Regions from separate parts of the Homo sapiens genome. Here region 2 is linked to region 1. The links are chromatin loops, found by intact Hi-C in ENCODE. Cell type or tissue: MCF 10A. All regions are shown on one strand. Links, peaks and the distances in the headings refer to the core of each region. The heading gives the core; the rest is flanking DNA.

Evidence for each region. Hi-C counts contacts between places; a loop is a spot of excess contacts. Peaks named below come from ENCODE experiments on the same cell type or tissue, not always from the same donor. Only the 100,000 strongest peaks of a DNase experiment are listed, where the experiment ranks them.
Region 2: it touches region 1 in a loop (14-fold over the local background); 10 of 110 quality-filtered maps call a loop at or near these places.

Annotation. Positions count from the first base shown.
Region 1 is chr2:191,517,890-191,525,758 of GRCh38, reverse strand. It overlaps LOC107985833 (a long non-coding RNA gene), which reads right to left. Exons shown (of 3, transcript XR_001739229.1): 2 at 2,846-2,934. Among named protein-coding and RNA genes, the nearest start is that of NABP1, 160 kb to the left of the region's middle. In MCF 10A, for the core only: a CTCF peak has its summit at 3,969 (motif pointing right); a DNase peak (open chromatin) is centred at 3,948.
Region 2 is chr2:190,778,227-190,785,567 of GRCh38, reverse strand. No RefSeq gene overlaps it. Among named protein-coding and RNA genes, the nearest start is that of GLS, 99 kb to the left of the region's middle. RefSeq lists a cis regulatory region at 3,541-3,904. In MCF 10A, for the core only: a CTCF peak has its summit at 3,766 (motif pointing left); a DNase peak (open chromatin) is centred at 3,727.

The DNA of each region.
Region 1 (7,869 bases), core at 1,913-5,912:
CTGAGGCAGGTAGATCAACTGAGGTCAGGAATTCGAGACCAGCCTGGCCAACATGGCGAAACCCCATCTCTACTAAAAAATATAAAAATTAGCTGGGCGTGGTGGCACACGCCTGCAATCCCAGCTACTGGGAGGCTGAGGCTGGAGAATCACTTGAATCCAGGAGGCGGAGGTTGCAGTGAGCCAAGACTGTGCCACTGTACTCCAACCTGGGTGACAGAGCGAGACTCTGTCTAAAAAATAAAAAAATAAAAAATAAGAGTCTTTTAGGGAAGCTTTTAAATAAAGATACTTGAACCCAAACCCAGGGGGTTCCTAATACAATAAGCCTGGGGTTAGAGTGCTTAGCGTCCTCCTAAATAGTAAGAGTTAAGGAAAGTTGAACAAAGAGACAGGCCCAGACTGAATCTACACCACATTCCTACTGATGGCTCCAAGCTCAAGCATGCAAACAGTATCTGGCAAGCCACATTATCCAACTCATGTTACTCTCCACAGTGTTGCTAAAGCTAATCAAAGATTGGGGTCCATACCCAGTCTGGCCAGAATAAAGGACTGAGAAGTTACAGCAGTGACAGGGAAGCAGTCAGTGGCCTTCCAGTAGCGAAGGAAGATTCAGGGCTGCCTTTTCCGAAACAGTTAATATCCCACGACTTATCGAGAGGCAGAGGTAGCCACTGAACCGGGGCTTCACATTCATGAAGTAGATTTTTGGGTTTGTAGTCACAGAGACACACTGAGAAGACTGGATATTTAAGCTAAACTACAATTTTTGTAACCTTGAATTGGTGTTTCTTTTTCTCTGACTATATTGAAAGTATTTCTTAAAATGTCTTTATTGTAATACCTAAGTTCTATTCTTTTTATTGTAAGATTGGCTTTCTTGTTTTTATTTCAGTATAGCTGTGTAATTTAGAGCAAATTACTTAACCATTGTGAACTTCAGTTTCTTCATCTATAAAAATGAGAGCAATGATGGCCGGGTGCGGTGGCTCATGCCTGTAATCCCAGCACTTTGGGAGGCCAAGGTGGGAGGATCACCTGAGGTCAGGAGTTCAAGGCCAGCCTGACCAACATGGTGAAACCCCATCTCTACTAAAAATACAAAATTAGCCAGGCATGGTGGCACATGCCTGTAATCCCAGCTACTTGGGAGGCTGAGGCTGGAGAATTGCTTGAACCCGGGAGGCAGAGGTTGCAGTAAGCCAAGATCACACCATTGCACTCCAGCCTGGGCAACAACAGTGAAACTCCATCTCAAAAAAAAAAAAAAAAATAGCAATGATAAAATTGATCACAGGAAGTTGTTGTGAGGATAAAATAAGGTGATAGATTTAAGACACTGAGCCTGGCAGATTATTAAACCCCTAATAAATGGTACCTATTAGGTGGATATTGTGGCTCACATCTGTAGTCCCAGCATTTTGGGAGGCCAAGGCAGGAGAATCACTTGAGGCCAGGAGTTCATGACCAGCCTGGGTAACCACAGTGAGACCTCATCTCTACAAATAATTTTTTAAAAATTAGTCGGGCATGGTAGCATGCAACTGTAGTCCTAGCTATTCAGGAGGCTGAGGCAGGAGGATCACTTGAGCCCAGGAATTCAAGGTTACAGTGAGCTACAGTCACACCACTGCCCTCTAGTCTAGGTGACAGAGTGAGATCCTGTCTCAAAAAAAAAAAAAAAAAAAAAAAAACAAACAAACAAAAACCTATTATTGGTAGTAATAGCAAATTTTTGAGGTAATAGTAACATCAGCAATTGAGCCACAAAATCCAGGATCTGAATCTGTCAAGCTGAGGACCAGACCTCAAGCCACAGTGACTTCATCCATGCCAGTCAGGCAGCAGGCATTGTTCTTAAACTTCTTTGTTGAGTCTTTAGCTAAAGACTTTAGTAAGTTTTTTGTTTGTTTGTTTGTTTGCTTGCTTGTTTGTTTGTTTGAGATGGAGTCTCTCCCTGTCACCCATGCCAGAGTGCAGTGGAGCGATTTCAGCTCACTGCAAACACTGCCTCCCGGGTTCAAATGATTCTCCTGCCTCAGCCTCCTGAGTAGCTGAAATTACAGGCTTAAGACACCACACCCAGCTAATTTTTGTGTTTTTAGTAGAGTCAAGGTTTCACCCTGTTGGCCAGGCTGGCCTCAAACTTCTGAGCTCAAGCTATCTGCCCGCCTCGGCCTCCCAAAGTGCTGGAATTACAGGCATGAGCCACTGCGCCTGACCGGTGTAAGTCCTTTATTTATAAAAAATGAAGCCATTCATATTAGTTCTCACAAATTTCAGAGTAGTCTTTTTTCTAGATATAAGGATGGATGGATGGATGGATGGATGGATGGATGGATGGATGGACAGACAGACAAAAGATAGATAATCAATAGTGGAAAGTTTAAAATATTATAATCTGAATAGTTTTGGTTTACCATGCCAAATTTCACTATCCAGTCCTCCAACAAATGTTTATTGAATGCTTATTACATGCCAGACATTTTGCTAGGTGCAGTGAATTTGATAGTGGGCAAAGCCAGGGATGCCCTCTGCCCTCATGAGACTTCAAAAACAGAACATCCCAGTGTAATTTTCAGGGCTGTAATATATTGAGGCAGTGACCTGTATGATGCATTCATTTTTCAGTGTTTAAATCCTTTAAGGTCCTCCAAGAACCAGCATCAAATGATTGCTAGTCCTAATTTTCCTGGGCATAAATCACTCCAAGCGTAAATTTCCCATGTTTTGGAGATCACGTGTCCAGGTTTTGCTGGGTGTCGTTCATCAGTGCCCTGCGGTGGGAAATTTATAAAACCATATTCTGGGTCACAGACTCCTCGTGTCAACAATCACTTACAAGGTCATTTAGGCCACCCTCATGCTCCATGAGGGAATGCTCCCATTATGTCTGAAAGTGTTCTTCCAGCTTCAGATAAATACGTTTACCTGCAAAAAAAAAATCATTGCTCTCAAAAAGTAGCTTTTCCCTGACGGCATCATGCTAATTACTTGGAATGACTTTCCCTCAGTGAACATATTGTCATAAAATGATAAATTCCCTGAGGCTAACATTTATCATTTTCCAGACCCTGGTCATGGACCTCACCAGGCTTCCTCAGTCAACTCTACTAAACAAATAAAATTAGATTCATGACATTTGAAAAGGCAGCATGATTACAGTCATCACTTAGAAGACAATGGGGCAAAAGACTGCTCAAAAAATTAAAAAACAATGAAATCCACAAGCCCAGACTCCAGCCAATCCAAAAGATTTAAAATGAGACATGTAAGGTATATGTGTGTGTGTGTGTGTGTGTGTGTGTGTATTTATATGTACATATGTATATGTGTGTATATGTGTGTGTGTATATATACACACACACATATATAAATTGTAAACTAAATTGAAACAAAAAACATTAAGAAAATTTTAACTCTGGTTTCAATTTAAATCAAGAGAGAGAAGGTGTTGGAAAAAATGATCAAATTAAAGCAATTGGGAAATATTTGCTAGGATTACAGAATTCCAAAATGAGCACGAAGCCCTGATTCAGGGCCTAATTGCTCCTGATGGCTGCACTAGACCATCACTAAATTCTCCTTTGTCAAAACCTCTAGTGAAGAGTCTTAAGTGAGAAAATGTAGGGGGGAAATGAAGTGAACTCTTTAGTACTGAATGATTTCACTTTAAAAGAAATCTCCATGTGCACTTTTAAAAAGGTAGTCTGTATCCTGTCAGCATAAATATATGTTCTATAAACCTGCAGTTTGTATTATTAGAAAGCACTGAGCTTAGTTTTTATCAAGTCATTTGAATTTTTTATCCATTTACTCACAATCTTGATAGGGCAGACAATTATTAGACCAAACACAAAGTTAAACGGACCTTCCTAAGTGCAAGAAGCTATTAACTTTTTGCATTTGATCTTGGGTTCTCATTTTAACATGCAATGTAGACATTTAAACACCAGAGGACAGTGTGTGAATGAAAACAAAGTTCAATTGCTATTCATCTAATTCAATTCATTTACTTACTACATCAAAGTAAAATCTTAATTTTAAGTGCTTTTCCCCCCAAAGACATTTTATGTCATTTCATGCTTCAGAAATTAAAAGTAGAGGTTGATAGAAATGTGAATCATGAGACCAACTAATCAAGTTAATTTGAATCATAATGGAAATTAGAAAGATTAATTTCATAAGCAATCATTAATAATGGAAGCTCTCATGTACGAATAATCAAAGCTTTAAGTATTATATGGTAATTAATTCATTACTATGGGTTACATATTTTAAAATAGCTCAAATCTTCCTTGCTTTGGTGTGCTTTTTAATAGCAATCCTTAGGGAAGAAAAGTTAAAAGGTTTCTTTATGAAAGTTTTCTGTATGTGTTTCTTAATGGGCAAGCAAGAAAGTTGAATTAAATTCTACAATAAATAGGCTTGCTCATTTGGTAACAGGCCTTCTTCAACCATAGAAGAAGTCAATTGTCAGACCTTTGTGAAAGAGTAGAAGATTGTGCTATTGACAAAGAAATAGCCTAAGGTGGAAGATTAATTATATAATTTTGTTGTCCAACATTGCAACTAGTATTTTGTTTACATTTAATTTCATTTAAAAAGGCATTTGACTTGGGGCTTGATTTGGAAAGTGGTCTTGTATGCTGTCACCATTTACATCAGTACGCATTCAAACGTTCACTGAATAGTCACATTTCTCATTTGCAATGCCCCTATACTTTTCCCACATTCAAATTTATATGCAAAATACTTGTTATTATGAGTCGTCTACGCAAAAATCAGGCACAAATGGACTTAGAATGTACTTTTAAATATTACCTCTTCTTGTCTTAAGGAATGTTTCAGTATTATCATTAAAGAATTATGAAAACTGTTAGTATATTGTTTCTTATGATAACATAATCTCTAGAATACAATGGATTCCTATCATATTAAGACATATCTTCTGTATAAACCTTCTCATATATATATATCTCTTCTCATATATATAACATCTCCTTCTTCCATTTTTCTCAGTTTTCTAGGTGATCTGGATTTGCCCTGGTCTTGATAATACTTTGACTATAATATTTGACTTCCACAATGCTAATTTTATTCATTCCTCTAGCCAACAAGTACTGATGTCCCCCACATTTTTTTTTTTTTTTTTTTGAGAAGGAGTTTTGTTCTTGTTGCCCAGGCTGGAGTGCAATGGCGTGATCTGGGCTCACCGCAACCTCTGCCTCCCGGGTTCAAGCAATTCTCCTGCCTCAGCCTCCTGAGTAGCTGGGATTACAGGCATGCACCACCATGCCTGGCTAATTTTGTATTTTTAGTAGAGACAGGGTTTCTCCACATTGGTCAGGCTGGTCTTGAACTCCTGACCACAGGTGATCCGCCCACCTCACCCTCCCAAAGTGGTGGGATTACAGGGTGAGCCACCGTGCCCGGCCTGGTGTCTCCCACATTCTAGCCACTCTTTCTAGTACTGGAGATACTATGGCAAATAAGGCAGACTAGATCTGGAGAAAGTTCTACAAAGAAGCTTGCAAGGGCTCTGTGCTTCTCTAAGAATCTAAAAGAAGGCTATTACAACTGGCCCACCGAAGTGAATAAAGGAGAAAGTGACAGATGCTGTCAGATACCACAGAGTCTTGGCAGACTGGGTAAGGGGCTTAGAATTTACTCTGACTGTAATAGGAAGCCACTGGAGTTTTTTAAGCAGGGAAATGGTTTGAACTGATTCCCCTTTTAAAGTATCCCTCTGTTTGAACTGATTCCCCTTTTAAAGTATCCCTCTGCCAAGGAGGCAAGTGCAAAGGTAATGGCAGAGATAAAATGGTGGTTGTACTAGGATTGTAGCAGTGGAAATGATGGGAAGCAGGTAGACTCAGTGCATATTTGAAGGTTGGAGTGACAGGGACTTCTTTCTTGATGGGCTAGCCATAGCGTGTGAAGGACAGAGCAGTCAGTGATGGCTACTGGGTTTGCAGCTGAGAAGTCTGCGGGAGAGGCAGGTTTGCTTGGGGTGAGGGGTTGTTTGGGCCATGATAAATTTGAGGTGATTATTAAATATCCAAGTGGAAAAGTTGAGTTGGCAGCTGGATGTAGAATATGAAGCTCAGGCCGGGTGTGGTGGCTCACACCTATAATCACAGCACTTTGGGAGGCTGAGGCGGGCGGATCACCTGAGATCGGGCGTTCCAGACCAGCCTGACCAATATGGAGAAACCCCTTCTCTACTAAAAATACAAAATTAGCCGGGCGTGGTGGCAGGTGCCTATAATCCCAGCTACTCGGGAGGCTGAGGCAGGAGAATTGTTGAGCCCGGCAGGGGGAGGTTGCGGAGAGCCAAGATTGTGCCATTGCACTCCAGCCTGGGCAACAAGAACAAAACTCTGTCTCAAAAAAAAAAAAAGAAAAGAAAAGAAAAGAAATATGAAGCTCAGAGAGGAGGTCGCAGCTAGATGACTAGATATAGAGCCTCATGAAACTTATCAACTAACTGGAAAAGAGAGAGTTAAGCAAATAGTATGAGTAATAGATAATTCTTTTCTAGAAAAGAGAGTACATCTGACACATAAAAAAGAAAAAAAAAGAGCACAATGGGAGGAAAGCCGTATTTAAATTGAAGGATTCAAGACAGCCTCTTTGAGAGTGAAAACTCTGAAGACTTCTTTAGCAGCATTGTATTTAAGAGTTAATGACCTCAGATTACAGACCAGACCTTTACCTGTAAAATGATAATTGCTCAGGGAAATAGATCCCTAATTACATGCACCTTCTAATTCATAGCAGCACCCTAGATCATTTTCCTACCAATTACAAATATCATCCTTCATAAATATTATATGGAGCATATGCTCGCACAATGGACTATGACCAAGTGGCTAAGCCCTGGTTGTCAATTCTTTAATTTTTCTCTTGTTTGTAACTCTTTGTAGAGAAAAGAGGGGAACAACAGCATCAATGAATAAGGAATGATATATATTGAAGTAGCCTGTATCATATGCTTAAACTCTCCCTTCCACACCTCTCAAAATTCCAAGTTTTCTTTTCCATTTTGAATACCCATTATTATCGTAAGTTAAAGCCAGTATCTCAAACTTCATTTTCCAATTTCTCTTTCTTTCTTTCTTTCTTTGAGAGACTTAAGCCAAGTTCTTCCTGTAGTCTGTCAGACTGTTCACAGGTAACAGCACTCTCCTGTGGCACGAATTGCAGAACAGCTTGCTGTAAGTCTCGTCTGTCACATAATTCATTATCAGAATGTTTAATATTTTTCCTCGGGAATAAGAAGTTGTACTTCAGGAAAAAAAATAGAATAACCTCCCAAATAATGGTTCATAATCTTCTTAAAAAGCCAACCTTGGCAAGGCTAACATTGCCATTTTCAAATTGATTTGTTCTACCTAAGCTCCTCGCCCAGAAATTACTGAATACACACACACACACACACACACACACAAGTACAAAAATGTTCCTAAAACAGACTAAATGGTATGCATGTATTTTTAGGTTTTGGTTTATGCTCCCCTTAGATGCTGTCACAGAGGATCTAGTTGAACAATAAAAATATTAGAAATGCAGTTATTTTTACTGAGTTGATTGGAGCAAGCAGTTTGTAGTCTCAGAATGTAGCAAAGCTACCTAGACACTGTCAAGCTGGTAATCAAATACTTTCTTTACTAACATCTTAGTTTCTAAACCATAAAACTTGACTATTAACAGTTTCTTTCATTTCTGTTTCAATGGATTATATCCTATTTGGACTGGATCATTCCCACTGAGCCTCTGACTTCACCCTTTTGTTTGATCTCCAGCCTCCAACCCCCTTCCTGACAATCCTTCTGCCCAACTCGACCAGATTATGCTTCCTAA
Region 2 (7,341 bases), core at 1,378-5,377, 740 kb after region 1:
TTTAAGCACCTGACTTTTGAGATTAGGTGGAAAGGAGTTGTATTAGTTGCATTGGTTCTCTATTGCTGTGTAGCAGACTGCCATAAAATATAGCAGTGTAAAACAACATGAATTTACTATCTCACAGTTCTATAAGTCGGGAGCCTGGTCACTGCTTGCCTGAGTTCTCTGCTTAAGAAATCACCAGGCTGCAATCATGGTGTCAGCAGAAGCCGAATGTCATGTGAAGCTCAGGGTCCTCTTTCTTTTTCTTTTCTTTTCTTTTTTTTTTTTTGAGATGGAATCTTGCTCTGTTGCCCAGGCTGGAGTGCAGTGGTGCGATCTTGGCTCACTGCAAGCTCCGCCTCCCGGGTTCACGCCATTCTCCTGCCTCAGCCTCCCAAGTAGCAGGGACTACAGGCGCCCGCCACCATGCCCGGCTAATTTTTTGTATTTTTAGTAGAGACGGGGTTTCACCGTGTTAGCCAGGATGGTCTTGATCTCCTGATCTCGTGATCCGCCCACCACGGCCTCCCAAAGTGCAGGGATTACAGGCCTGAGCCACCGCACCCAGCCTTCAGGGTACTCTTTCAAGCTCACTGGTGGTTGGTAGAATTCAGTTCCTAGGGCTAAGACCCTGAGCTCCTAGAGGCTGCTTCAAGGCAATTGGAAAGATAGCTGCTTGCTTTCTTCCTGGAGGCCAATAGAAAATCATCTCTCTTTTCAAAGGCTCACCAGATTCTGTTAGGCCCACCCAGGATAATTTCCCTTTTGATTGACTCAAAGTCAACTGATTAGTAACCTAATGATGGGGGTGATATCCCATGGTTCTGCCATACTCAAGGGAAGGGGACTATATAGGACACACATACCCGGGGGCCATCTTAGAATTCTGCCAATACAGGAGTGATGACAGCTTCCCAGAATTCTCCTTTATAGAGTTCTGCTTATATCTCATTGGCCAGAATGAGATACATGAGATTACATGGCTGCCACTAGCTGCAAAGAAGGATAGTAAAGTGAATATTCAGCTTTCCCAACTTTTGTAGTGAAGCTGAGGACAGGAGAGGAGCTGGGAATGGGTGTTAAATTAGTCTATCAACAGAGTTTCCCACACAGTCAAATCCTTGAGACACCTTAATTATAGAATGGTAGATCTGAAAGAGGATGTGAAGTACATTTAATATAACTTTTCTATTTTCTAGATGATGAAGCTGAAAAGACCTCATGTGAAGTTCTTGAAATCACATTATTTGCGCTAAGCAAAATCTAGTAACACTAGAATATTCAGCTTCTCTGGTAGTTTAGTTTATCAAACCTCCAAGAGAAAAGGTATAAAAAGGTGTAACACAAATAGTAAGCTAATGAACAAATAATTTCTTTTGAAGTTGATCATGGATCTGTTTTTTTTTAATCATATAAAGCTGGTTTTTACATTCTAATCCTAACTGATGGTGCCATGAGCTTGAACAAGAGGGACAACTGGTAAAGCATAGGTGCAGAAGACAAGTCTGCATGAGTTCCGAGAAAGAAGTCACAACTCCCAGCTCAGGAAACCAGGCAAAATATCAAAGCAGGCCCAGAATTTGAGATAGGCATTAAAGGACAGATCAGATGTGACATAGGAAGATCAGTGGAGGATATTCCAAGTAGATGGAAAAATGGAAACAGAAGTAGATGTATTAAACTACAAAATGCATAAAAGCAGAGATCAACTCCATTCAACCAGGCTGGTTCCAGAGAAATCTCTTAAGGGGCTGCTTTACCAGTCTAGAACAGAGGTAAAGCTGGCTTGCTCTAGGAGGGTGACCATGGAAATGAAAATGATGACAGTGAATGTGGAAAGAAAGTTGTATGTGTTGATTGGACAGGACTTTCCACTGAGTCTGTAAGTACAAGTCTTACTCATCTCATACTCCCAGGCCCATATCCAGTGCCTGCACATATCAGATACTCAATAAATGCTTTGAGTAGAATTTATGGGTGATTTGGTACAGAACACAAAAAAATAGATCAAGGACTCTGAGTTGGAGCTCAAGAGTGAGTACAGAACTGAATAGAGGGTGTGGAGTTCAGTTTTAGACATGTTGAGCTCCAGGTAGCCTCCTGGATTCCAGGGATGATGTCTAGAAGACAATAAGGGAAAGACACCTGAGAAACAGATAGGTATGGAAATGTATATTTGCAGTCTGCAGCTGTGCAGGCAAAAAGAAAAGGCAGTGGAGAGCTTTAGGGAATGCATACATTTAAGAGGGAGGAAGAAAATGAGTAGATGGGGAATTGACTAGAGAAAATGGGCTGTGCGTCCAAGAAAACAAGGGATAGGAGTGTCTAGAAGCTAGTGACCAGCAGTTTCCGAGCACGTGGGCTCAGGAGAGAATGGGGGAAAACAGATTGCAAGAATTTCAGGAGTGAGTTGAGAGGGAGAGCCGACGGTTGGTATCAAGTTCTTTTAAAAGTTTAAGGATGGCTGGGTGTGGTGGCTCAGGCCTGTAATCCCAGCACTTTGGGAGGCTGAGGCGGGCGGATCACAAGGTCAGGAGATCAAGACCATCCTGGCTAACATGGTGAAACCCCGTCTCTAGCAAAAATACAAAAAATTAGCCGGGCGTGGTGGCGAGTGCCTGTAGTCCCAGCTACTTGGGAGGCTGAGGCAGGAGAATGGCGTGAACCTGGGAGGCGAAGCTTCCAGTGAGCGGAGATTGCGCCTTTGCACTCCAGGCTGGGCGACAGAGTGAGACTCCATCTCAAAAAAAAAAAAAAAAAAGAAAAAAAAAAGAAAAGAAAAAAAAAGTTTAAGGATAAGAGAAAAATCAGCAGTGACAGAATCAAGGGAAGGTGGTTTGGAGTATTTGCTTTACAGGATGAGGGTGACAGAGAGTATCTGCCTGGAAGAATTGGTCGGAAGAAAAGGGGAGAGTGAATATAAAAGAGGGAATCCTGCTGAGGGGTGAGGTGACAGGGTCTGAGGTTGCTGGAGGGTGGAGGAGGCACTCATTGTCCTCTGAAGTAAGAGGAGGAAAAGGGGAGAGAGAAGGAGAGGGAGGCTTTCTGCCTTGTGCTTTCTGTCACTAACTGGCTCTGGGGAAGCTTGGGTCATTATGTAACCTCCCTGAATCTCATCTGTAAAGTCATTGGCCTAGGTGAACACTGGAGTTGGACAAACTATTATCTTGCCTCAGACATTTTACTCGAGACTCCCTCCCCTCGCTTGCTGTCCTCATCCAATCAGTTACCTGTAATGGTGATTATAGCAATAATAGCAGAACCATTTATTGCATGTCTCAAAATATCCAATTGGGATGAACCCCCAAAAGCTACATGGTGAAGAAATTGTTCAAATGTAACTTGAAGGATAGTGTGCATGTGTGGTGTGTGTGTGCGCGTGTGTAAAATGTCTTAGTTCAGTTTATCTAAAATCTTATAGGAATGCTTATAATGGCTTTTCTATTCTTTCTTCTATTTCTTTCCTGAGTTCAATCAACTTTTATTTTATTTCTTCTTTTTTTATGTCTGTTTCTGTACCTAGTTTCTGAATGTGTAATTTGAAGTGTTTTTCCATGTTCCCAAGTGCTTGAGGACGTTGAATTCAGTTCAGTGTTGTGTTAGTTTTCTTCCACTTTGCCATTATTTGGGGGAGGAATTTTTCTCAGTTGAATTGCTTGGGTTCTTTTTATTCTGGTGATTTTGCTTAGATGAAGACTTTGATCCGCCTTTCTGTGGACAGGGCTGGAAGGGTTGGGGTGGTTGCAAAATTCCTAGGTCAAGAGCGCCCTCTTCTGTCAGTGTGGCAAAGTATAACTTCTTTTTCTTTCTTTTTTAAAATTGAACTTATTATTATTATTTATTATTATTATTTGGAAGGGGAATGATGGGAGAAGGGGCTGGGCTACCTTCAGTTTTGCAAGGGAAGAGATTCTTGCAGGTTCTTCAATTTCCCTCTCACTGCAAGATTTCCAGAGCTCGCCTCTAAAAGAGGGTCCCTTTGACCCTTTTTACCAGGATGCCTTACTTATCCTTCCAAGACCATCTCCTCTCACAAAAAGTGGGACAAGACCATCTCCTCGCATGCAGCACATATGGTTAAGTCCCTTCCCAGTAGTAAGTAGCCTGATCTACCAGTGTGCTTTTCAGTATTTTCAAACTTAGCGCCGACGTTCTCTCTCTGGTGGTTGTTTCAGATCAATCTAAGGTCCACCACTAGCTTCCCTCTTGTCTACTCTGCACGGATTTTCTCCAGCTGACTTTGTTGGTTCCTGAAGGGCTTGTATTAGGAGTGGAGGAGGCAACTTGCTGGGGTTTGGTGTTTATTTTTCTATTTACAGTTAATTTGAAATTTGGACATTTCATGTCTTCTAGTTATGTAGAAGACATGGGTTTTATGTAGTTTCATTTGATCTTCTTTATTGTTTTGGGAGAGAGTATGTTCAAACTCAGATTTATATCACCACCATTTTCTTGGCTTCTCAGAATTTTTCCATAACATATACTCTAAATTTGTCTAATTTGCCAATAAGATATATAGGAGTTCATTGACTCAAATTATCTCAGGGAGCTCTTTAAGCTCTTACATTAATTAAGAATTGAATTGAGCTACTGGTGAAGGAGATTCCCCTAAACAAATTTGGGGCTTTTCTTGTGTAACAAAAATTTCAGAGGTAGGTGGTAGCGGGCATTGGCTCAGCAGTGAAGACAGACCATGTTGATATCTCCATGACATCTTAACCTCTCCCTCACAGGTGCCTGTGATTACAGGAGGGTTGCTCTACCTCCAGTGTGTCATGGCTATAATCCAGTCAAGAAGAAGGGCAGAGTACAAAGGGTAAAAGGCACTTGTTAACTGTCAGCTCCATTTTAAAGGTCTTTCCTGAAAGCCCCATCCAAAAACTTTTGCTTATACCTGGGTTCAATGACAACCTCTAGCTGCAAAGGAGAATTAGAAATGTAGTTTTTGTTTGTTTGATTTGTAGTAGTTGATTTGTTTTTCCTGAGCACATTATAGCTCCCCCTCAAACACACACACACAAAATGGGGGAGATGTTAGTAAGGATAGGAGAAAAAAGAATATTGGATAGGCACTAAAAATTCCCCTCTGCAACTCTCCAAGTCCAGGAACAGAGAGTTTCTGGTCTCACATCATTGGCTCAGAGACAATATCCAGACCAATGATTACCAAACACCTTTGGGAGGTTCTGAGAGAAGGCTGTGTCACGACAGGTAAGAGAATTACTGGAGACTGACCAGCTGCATGGAAAAGGACTGAAATAAAACAAGGCTAAACACTGCCCCGGGTTGATTTACCCTTACTTTGGGAGTCAGCCTAAAAGCTAATAAATATGTTTTTTTTTTTTAAGCAGCGTATTAGGAATTCCCCAGTTTGTAAACAGGGACACAGTTCTTCTCTTTTCCCTTCTTTCTCTAAATGGAAATAATTCTATAATGAAACAAATTATTTAGGAGTTAAAGCCTAGTGGAAGATCATCTGTTCTCACCATGGAAAACTCTAGTGGATTAATTCATTCCCAAAACACTCAGCCATCTTACCTGCTACACAGACACACACACACACACACACACACACACACACACACACACACACACCTATAGAGACTTCTATATATGATACCCTCATTGATATATATCTGTTATAATTGTTGATAACTGTTAACTCAGCTATGTGAAACTAGTTTTGTAGTTTTGTAGGTACACCAATCCTTTAAGATTCATTTCAGAAAATAGAGAAACAGACACTTAAAAATCTCCATCCTCAAAGACAAGCACTCAAGTTTATAAACACACCAATTTATTTACTCCAGCAGACAGAATCGTGGCATATAATGATTACGTTTTGATCCACAGAAAACTCTCGGGAGATGTGAATGTCTGGCTCTACCCCTAGCTAGCAGTGCTATTTGGGGAAGCAACTTAATCTCTCTGAACATCATTTCCTTGTCTATAGAAGAATGGAATTTGTATGACTGTTTTTGTCAAGTTATAAGATCCTATCATTTTGGAGATTCTTATGTTCAATTAGCCTTTGTTCAGTGTCTGCTATGTGCTAGGCACTAATCTATGTACTATGGACGTCTTATGGGGTAGTAAAGCACAATGGGGAAGATTTCAAGCCAACTCAAAGGAGAAGGTGAATAAAATATCTAGGAAGAAATTTAACCAAGGAGATGTGCAACATGAAAACTATAGTTAATAACAATGTATTGTTTACTTGAAAATCACAAAAGAGTAGATTTTAAGATTTCTCGTTACAAAAGTAATTATAAATAGGTGAGGTAATACATATGCTAATTAGCTAGGTTTAGTCATTCCACAAGGCACACATATTTCAAAATATCATGTTGTACACTGTAAATATATACAATTTTTATTTGTCAATTAAAAACAAGACAAAAAAGTGCTATAAAGCAAAACAAAACAAAAATTTAATCAAGGAGGTAAAAGACTTGTACACTGAAAACTACAAAACATTGCTGAAAGAAATTAAAGAAGACCTAAATGAATGGAAAGGCATCCCATGTTCCTGGGTAGGCCAACTTAACGCTGTTAAGATGCCAATACTACCAAAGCAATCTGGAAAAGCTGATACATATGGAATTATGAGGAACCCTAGATAGGCAAAACAATCTTGAAAATAAATAACAAAGTCAGAGGCTCACACTTCCTGATTTCAAAAGTTACTATAAAGCTACAGTAATCAAAACAGTGTGGTACTGGTATAAAGATAGACACACATAGACCAATGGAGTAGAATTTAGGGTCCAAGTGGAAACCTGTATTTCTATGGCCAAATGATTTTTGACTAGGGTGCCAAGTCCAGTCAATGGAAAAACAGCAGTCTTTTCAGCAAATGGTGTTGGGACAGCTGGATTTTCACATGCAAAAGAATGAAGTGTGACCCCAACCCCACATCGTATAAAAACATTAACTCAAAATGGATCAACAATCTAAATATAAGAGCTGAAACCACGAAAGTCTTAGAAGACAACATAGGGGTAAATCTTCATTACTCTGGATTTGGATATAACCCTGAAAGTATGAGCAACAAAAGAAAAAATAGATAAGTTGGACATTCTCAAAACTAAAATGCTTCTTGCATTAAAGGATGATATCAAGAAATTAAAAAGACAACTTATAGAATTAGAGAAAATATTTATAAATAAAAATATCTGAGTGGGGCGGTTCCAAGATGGCCAAATAGGAACAGCTCCAGTCTACCGCTCCCAGTGTGAGCGACGCAGAAGACGAATGATTTCTGCATTTCCAACTGAGGTACCGGGTTCATCTCACTGGGGACTGTTGGACAGTGGGTGCAGGACAGTGGGTGCAGCACACCGAGTGTGAGCTGAA